Linked DNA regions of Homo sapiens: region 1 is linked to region 2. A link is a contact called in ENCODE Hi-C data. All regions are on one chromosome and are shown on one strand. The core of a region is the stretch at or near the end of the contact, and the rest is flanking DNA. Distances in the headings are between cores, read along the strand shown.

Region 1 (3,899 bases), core at 395-2,894, 2.6 Mb after region 2:
TTCAAACGATTCTCGTGCCTCAGCCTCCAGAGTAGCCACCTCAGCCTCTGGCACACCACCACACCCAGTTAATTTTTTGTGTTTTTGGTAGATATGGAGTTTCACTATGTTGCCCAGGCTGGTCTAGAACTCCTGGCCTCAAGTGATCCGCCTGCCTCGGCCTTCCAAAGTGCTAGGATTACAGGTGTGAGCCACCGCGCCTGGCACTAAGTTATCTTTCAATAACTTATTAATAGTTGAAATTCCATGACTTTAAGATTCTTTGACTCAGTCCAAACACGTTCCCCATTACAGACTTCCTAATATTCATTTTTAAAGCTGTAACCTCTTAATTATAAAATAAAACACAAGTACAGAAAACTCCACAGAATACATAGTTTAATGAATTACTAAAGAGGGACACCCTTCTAATCACCACCCAAAGTCAGGAAATAGGACTTTGCCAGCCACACAAGCAGCCCCTCTGTGAGCCTGTCTCAATCACCACCCCTCCTGATCCCCAAAAGTTAACCACCCCCTGACTTTCGTAGTCATCACTTCCTTAGGTTTCTTCATGGTTTTCTCACTCGAGTGTGCTTTCCCAGAAACCACAGTTTAGTCTCTTAACCTATAGTGCTCCTAAGGAAGTCTCTCTTAATTCACAAGTTCACCTAAGAAGCATCTAAGAAGCCAGAAGGCAGAGCAAATCACATACAGGTGCAAATGAGGCATTTAAGAGTCGGGGGCAGGTCCTACATTCAAGGAACGCTGAGAGCGAACAGGTGATAAGAGCGCACAGGTGCCCACTTTCAGCACAATCATGACTCCCGCACCAGAAGCATGAGCATCACCTGGGACTTAATACAAAAGAAAAAGTTATCGGCCCTGCCCCAAATTTACGGAATCATACACTACGGCGGTAGGGCCTGGCCTTCTGTGTTACTACACGCCCTGGGGTGACTGGGATGCGCTCAAGTCTGCGAAATGCCAGCCAAATCAACCCCGAGATGTAACCGATGGCGCGCGCCACACTAAGCACTCCATAGGTGCTCCTCCTCGCCGCACTTCACAGACTCAATTATCACAGACTCAGGGGCGCTACGTAGTCACTCACCCCCCCCCCCCCCCCCCCCGCTCCCCAGGCAACTCGCGGCGGGCGAATCGGCGGCTTTCGCGGCCTCGCTACGTCCGTAGGCATCAGTCCGCGAGACCGGCTGGGAGCCTAGGAAGCGCTGCAGGGCGGTGAAGACGCGGTCCGCTCTGGGAAGTTAAGAGATGGCGTCCATAAAGCACATCTCCCAAGCCGAAACACACAAGCACTCTCTCTCCCCGCTGCACCCAGGTCCTAGAAGAGGCGTCCCGTGTGCCCTTAACTAACGCCCGGATAAAAACGGGCGGCTTTTTTAACACGAGCGCAAAGCAGGGGAGCGCAGGGGGTACGGGGTCCACTGGCAGAAGGAGAGAGGGCGGCCAGGCGCCACCACCCACCCGCCCCGGCAGGCCTGCGCGCTCTTCCGCGACCGCTTAGGCAGACACGAACTCAGACTCGTAGCTACTAAAACCGCCACTGCCACGCACCTGGTAGCTAAGTCAAGAAAAGAGTCCAGTCCACTTGGCTGCTCCCGCGGTTGCGCGCATCTCGGCCTCTGCCTCAGGACAGGTCCACAGGCCCAAGAATGGGGGAGAAAGCAGTGAAGCAAAGCGGAACGCGCGGAAGAAGCCGACCAGCCTTACGGAGGCGACGCCCCTCCAGGTTTGGATTCGTCCATACGGTTTCCACGGCAGCACACAGAACGCCGGAAGAAGCTCAGGAAGCCGACTGGCTGTGCAGTTTCCGTTCCTGTTGGCTGGGGCCCGGAAGTGAGAGACCACGAGGGCCCCTCCCTCCACCCAAAGGGCATCACGCCCTGCCTTTGGACGAGCCCACAGGCCAGAGACTGGGGCGGGAAGTGCTGGAGTAACAGTCATAGTGGTCGGCCCACCATCCCTCTATGTTTGGATTTGCTCATTCCATCTCCATGGCAGCACGCAGAACGCTGGAAAAACGCAAAGCGCTGATTGGTTAAGAGTCTCAGTTCCTATTGGCCAGAGTCCGAAGTGGGAGCCCGTGAGGGACTACTCTTCAATCTTAAGTGGGTGCTGAGGCTAGAGTGTGGAGAACTGAGACCTCGTCATTTCTTCTCTTCCCGTTCCCACTGTCCTTCTGTTTCCTTCCATTCTTTTCTTTCTGGCTTCTTCTGGGAGCTCAGGTAGACATGGTGGCATAGTCTGGATAACCAACGCCTCAGAAGCAGGGGCCCCGGGGTCCTCACCATTTAGAAAAGAGAAGGCTGTGAATTACCTTCCTTTTTGGAGATGGAGGAAACAGATGAGACACTCTGATCTCAAGTTGATTGTGTAAACTAAAAATAAAAGTTCCAAGCCCCCCTACCAACTGAGTGGATCCCTCCTCTGGGCCAAAGGCACGCCAAAGTTAACCTGAAGAACTAGCTCAGGCAATGATGGGAAGATGGGGTGGGACAGGCCTCATTATACCCTCCTCCCGTTGGAATACAGGCACAGCTGACCAGCGTTAACATTAAACAGAGACCTTAAGACTGACAAAACAGACTTTTTTGCAGCAATAAGATACCAACATGGCAGCAGGCCCCAAAAGACATTGAAGTATTTTATCCTGATATATATATACACACACATAGACAAACACACACACACATATACTCTTATGTATACATATATACTCATATACGTATATATATATATATTTTTTTTGAGACAGTCTCGCTGCATCACACAGACTAGAGGGCAGTGGCGCAATCTCGGCTCACTGCAACCTCCACCTCCTGGGTTCAAGTGATTCTCCTGCCTCAGCCTCCCAAGTAGCTGGGATTACAGGCGTGTGCCACCACACCAGCTAATTTTTGTATTTTTAGTAGAGACAGGGTTTCACTGTGTTGGCCAAGCTCATCTTGAACTCCTGACCTCAGGTGATCCACCCGCCTTGGCCTCCCAAAGTGCTGGGATTACAGGTGTGAGCCACCGTGCCTGGCCAAATATATTTATTTGACATATTTTGAAATGGCCTTGCAGAGCTATCTCTTCTGGGGGGAATCTACATTCTGTAAAGAATCCCCTTGTCTTTCCAGGTCTTTTCCCTGATGCTGGAGAGAATTAACTGAGAACCTGACACCTGTTTTAAGTCTGATAAGAAACATTTACAATCTATTCTCTCTGAAACCTGCTACATAGAGGCTTCATCTGCAGAACAAGAACCCTGGTCTCTGCAACCTCTTATCTCAACCCAGACACTGCCTTCTATTGGCTCCAGGTCTTTATATAATAACTCTTTTAACCAATTGCCAATTGTAGGGTATATGGATGTGCTTTGGTCAAGGAATAGGCCAAGGTGGACATCCGGGCCAGAGTGGCTCAGCGAGTTTAGGACACAGGCGCATATTCCACTTGTTATGTAACCCGTTTATGTAAGTTCATACTTGGATCTGAGCCACTATTGTCTGTAGAAGGTATAACTGCCCTGCTGACACTGTGCCCAGGTCTGAGTTCAGCACGACACGACCCGGTTCGTGCACTGGTGCCCAGAGTAATGCTACTAACCCCTCTAAGGGAGAGCGGTTGCCCTTAAGGTGGGCAGAGGGGAGCCGAGCCAGGAACCAGCTTGTGCCCAGAGGGAGAGTTAAGCTGCTGACCCTGACAGAGCTGGCTTTGCAGGCCAGGGTGTGCAGCTGCAGGCATGGGGGCAACAGGAGCCACAGAGCCAGAACAGACAGCCGAGATAAAGGTGGACAGTGTGAGAGAGCTAGTGTGATTAAGCTGCTGATGACACAGCCGCTGAATAAAACTACATTTCACTTGCCTACACGCCCCCAACCCTCCTTGTGTTCTTTCAGTTATTCGCCCAT
Region 2 (3,898 bases), core at 720-3,219:
TTTTTAAAAAAAAAAATTCACTCCTCCAACTTTGCCATTAAGTACTGCTCCAAACCCCCCACTCATCTGCCAATGGGTGATGCTCTTTCCCCATGATCATTATATATCTCTGCATCCCCACAAACATCCAGGGGAGGAGATGTGGGAAAAGAAGGGCCTGTGGGCTTTAGAGTTATGAGTAAGCATGGCAGGAGCAGATACAGAGGAGGGAAATCTGCCAGCTGCCACCCTTGAAAGCCAGCCCATTTCTTCTGAGCCCACAGCCAAGCAGGCATACCTGGAAGGGTGAGGGAGTGGAGGGCCGGCTTTCACTCTAGATCCCACCTGTGTTCCCACACCCAGAGTGGCCAAGAGCAGTCTCTAAAATACGCCAACCCATGATTTCTCAAAAGTAGGGATTCTTGTCTTATGGAATCAGTGCAGCGGGGGTGGGTGTCAGGGTGGAATTAGGTCTTCCTTTAAAAAGAAGTTTCAGTGCATAGTTATCAACATCACTACTGCACAAAGAAAAATAAGCCTTGCAGCTTAGAACAAAGGGTAGCAAAGTATTCAATCACCAGGCAGGTTTGTAATTTTGTTTCGTTTTGTTTTTTGAGATGGAGTCTCGCTCTGTCGCCCAGGCTGCAGTGCAGTGGCACGATCTCGGCCCACTGCAAGCTCCACTTCCTGGGTTCACGCCATTCTCCTGCTTCAGCCTCCCGAGTAGCTGGGACTACAGGCGCCTGCCACCACACCCGGCTATATTTTTAGCAGAGACGGGATTTCACCATGTTAGCCAGGATGGTCTCGATCTCCTGACCTCGTGATCGGCTCGCCTCGGCCTCCCAAAGTGCTGGGATTACAGGCGTGAGCCACCGCACCCGGCCTGTAATTTTTTTTTTTTTTTTAATGTTTATACTTTCCTTAATCCTTTCTGGGAATAACCTCCTCTGGGACCACTTTCCTTCCTGTTCTATGTACCTCAGAAGCACAGGAATGAAGCCTGAAAAAATATTATCTTGCTCCCTAAGTCACTTTCCTTTCTGATCTAGTTCTTGGGTGATGAATGAAGGTGGAAAGTAGCGAAGGTTGCTATGAAAAGCTTGGACTTTATTACCAGGGCCACTGCATTTTCAACAGGAGTGTCAGGATCCCAGCAGTAATGCTTTTCCATGGATCAGCCAGACAGGCATAAGGGGAAGTTGGGAGACCAAAAAAGCCATTGACAGATTCCAGGTGAGCAATAAACCAGAATTTTGACCAACTAGACCAGCGCTGTCCTACAGAAATGTAATGGGAGCCACATGTTAAAGTTTAAATGTTTTACTAGCCACATTTAAAAAGAAACACATGAAGTTATTATTATTTGTTTTAGAGACGGGGTCTTGCTTTGTCGTCCACGCTGGTCTCCAACTCCTTGGCTCCCTCAAGCAATCCTCCAGACTAGGCCTCACAAAGTGCTGAGATTACAGGCCTGGGCCACTGCCCCCGGCCTGAAGTTAATTTTAATATTTCACCTAACCCAATATATCCAAAATATCATTTCAACATATAAAAATTATTGAGATTTTACCTCACCAGTCTTAGACATCCAGCGTGTGGTTTATGCATACAGTACATATCAATTCCACACTAAATTTTCAGCATTTAAAGGGAAATATGGTCCTGAAAAAAAAACAACAAAACAAAAAAACGCCTGTTTAAGGAGAAAGCATTCCACACTGCTTGTTTTAATATAATTAAAATTAATGTATCAATTAATAAATCAATAGCCCACGTTGGCTAGTGGCTGCCTTACTGGGCAGACCAGGTCTGGATTGTAAATACGTTCAGACGTTCCACGCAAAAGCAAAGTTCCCTGCAGACGCTCCATTAAGTTCTGGGTGCAAGGAAGCGCGGATCCTTCAGTTCTGGGCGTTTTCACCAGGTGGCACTCAGAACACCCTCACGTGACAAGCGTCCCACCCGGAAGCGAAATCTCCCCTTCTACAGAGTTCCTCCGGCGCTTCCTCCACCCCGGGATACACAGAACCTCATCTCCTACGGTGCTGAAGCCTGCAGCAGGGCAGGATGGGCAGGAGAGCAGAGCCGCGGAGTCTGCGGCGCGGGTGAAGAGCGGCGCGTAATTCCCGCAGCAAGATTGTTCCGCGCCCGCAGCCCCTGGACTAGCAGGATCCGAACCCCGGCGGCTGCGTGCTTATAGGCGCAGACGTCAGAGAGCCCGCGGCTTAAAGCGCGTCGCCTGGCTAGCGCCACCCCCTAGCCTTCTTCAAGGCCTCCAGGGCTGGGCCCAAGCGCCCGTCGACGGCACCCTGGGCCCAGAGGACTCGCGGGCCTCATCTCCAATGATTCAGAACTCACGTCCGTCGCTGCTGCAACCCCAAGATGTCGGAGACACGGTGGAAACGCTTATGGTGAGGGCACTGCGGGGAAGGAAGGGCAGGGGTCCGAACCGCGGGCTCGGGCCGGAGAATTCGGGGCGTTGCTAAGGCTCGGCTACCCTTTTCCGCGCCCCAGGGTGCGCTCAGGATTTAGGATGCGGCGGGAGAGGAGTCTGACTAAGGGAATTGAGAAGGGGGCAGGGAGTGAGGAGAGGCCAGGAGCTGCAGGCCAGCCCTGGGGGCAGGCGCTGTAGGGCCGATGTCCCGGTAAAGGGCGGAATTGCCGGGGCCTGGACTGGACGCGTGCCGGGGAGTGTGCCCGCGCGGCCCCCACAAGGTGCGAGTAGGCTGCCAGGTGGAAGGGCACCCGGGCAGATTTGGGACGGTCACAAGGCCTGATAATAGCGCTGACGCTGAGAAGCCGTTGATGCCGCAGCGAGCTGGCCGGGTAGCGCTGTGCGCCCGCGGGCGGCGGCCTACCTGGAGGGGCCAGTCGTGGCGGCACCCTTCCAGCCTGTTGGGACGGCGCGTGGTCCCCCAGCGACGCCACGCCTCCTCCGGCGTTCGATTGGTCATCGTGCCCGGGCCGCCGGGCCGCTATTGGTGGAGGCGGAGGCGGGGCTGGCGGCGTGGTTGCCCGGTAGGTGGAGTCGGGGTGCAACCAGTCTTTAGACGCTAAAGGCCTGAGGCCACTGCAGCTGCCGCAGCTCTCCCTCTGAGGTCTTGCGCCCGAGGTAGGGGCGGCTTTTATTTTTTTTTTTAATCCTTAAAGGCGGAGACGGCGGCGGTGGCGACTTTACGTTGACGTCTTTGAAAACCTGCTTACCTTTTTCAGGGCTCTCCAGCCCTCGCCTCCAGATGTGAATTGGACTTAGGATAGTTTTTTCAGGGCAGTAGGAATTGCTTGTGGATCCAGTTTGTACTCTTATGTGCTACTTATTTCGTGTGCGTATTATTGTTTATGCCCTCTTCTTTCTCCCCTTAAAAAGAAACTACTTTTTTATTTACCTTGAATATATTTTTGAGCTTTCTTTTCTTTTTTCTTTTTTTTTTTTTTTGAGACAGAGTCTCGCCCTGTCGCCCGCGCTGGAGTGCAGTGGCGTGATCTCGGCTCAACTGCAACCTCTGACTCCCGGGTTCAAGTATTTTTCCTGTCTCAGTCTCCCACGTTGCTGGGATTACAGGCGTGCGCCACCACGCCCGGCTAGTTTTTGTATTTTTAGTAGAGAGAGGGTTTCACCATGTTGGCCAGGCTGGTCTTGAACTCCTGACCTCAAGTGATCCGTCTGCCTCGGCCTCCTAAAGTGCTAGGATTACAAGTGTGAGCCACCGCGCTTGGCCTTGAGCTACTTTTTAAAAGTTAAGTTCACTCGCAAAGGATGTGTGCCATTCACCATTGACAAAAATCTTAAGACCATTCAGTATTACCTGTTGGGATGGTTTTTGTTGTTGTTGTTGTCTTGTTTTTGCCTATTAGAAGTTGATCTATACTGCTAGTATAAATAACATCTGCTCTGTGCTAATGGACTGGGAAAAGT

The links. A loop is a pair of places that touch in the nucleus more often than their neighbours do. Pooled maps may share reads with other maps.
Region 1: a map of CD8-positive, alpha-beta T cell shows a loop between it and region 2 (15-fold over the local background). The contact joins the promoter of ULK4 here to the promoter of SLC25A38 in region 2. A Hi-C loop is called at or near these places in 4 of 168 maps with a recorded cell type or tissue (CD8-positive, alpha-beta T cell, ascending aorta and naive thymus-derived CD4-positive, alpha-beta T cell) and 8 of 50 pooled maps.

The regions. Positions count from the first base shown.
Region 1 is chr3:41,960,459-41,964,357 of GRCh38, forward strand. ULK4 (unc-51 like kinase 4) reads right to left here and starts at 1,645. Exons shown (of 37, transcript NM_017886.4): 1 at 1,558-1,645. RefSeq lists enhancers at 1,615-1,774, 1,925-1,974.
Region 2 is chr3:39,381,401-39,385,298 of GRCh38, forward strand. SLC25A38 (solute carrier family 25 member 38) reads left to right here and starts at 1,970. Exons shown (of 7, transcript NM_017875.4): 1 at 1,970-2,393. The coding sequence starts at 2,325. It overlaps LOC105377644 (a long non-coding RNA gene), which reads right to left and starts at 2,925. Exons shown (of 3, transcript XR_007096252.1): 1 at 2,841-2,925; 2 at 1,553-1,644. RefSeq lists enhancers at 2,279-2,458, 2,479-2,578, 2,589-2,638, 3,109-3,178 and a silencer at 2,869-3,018.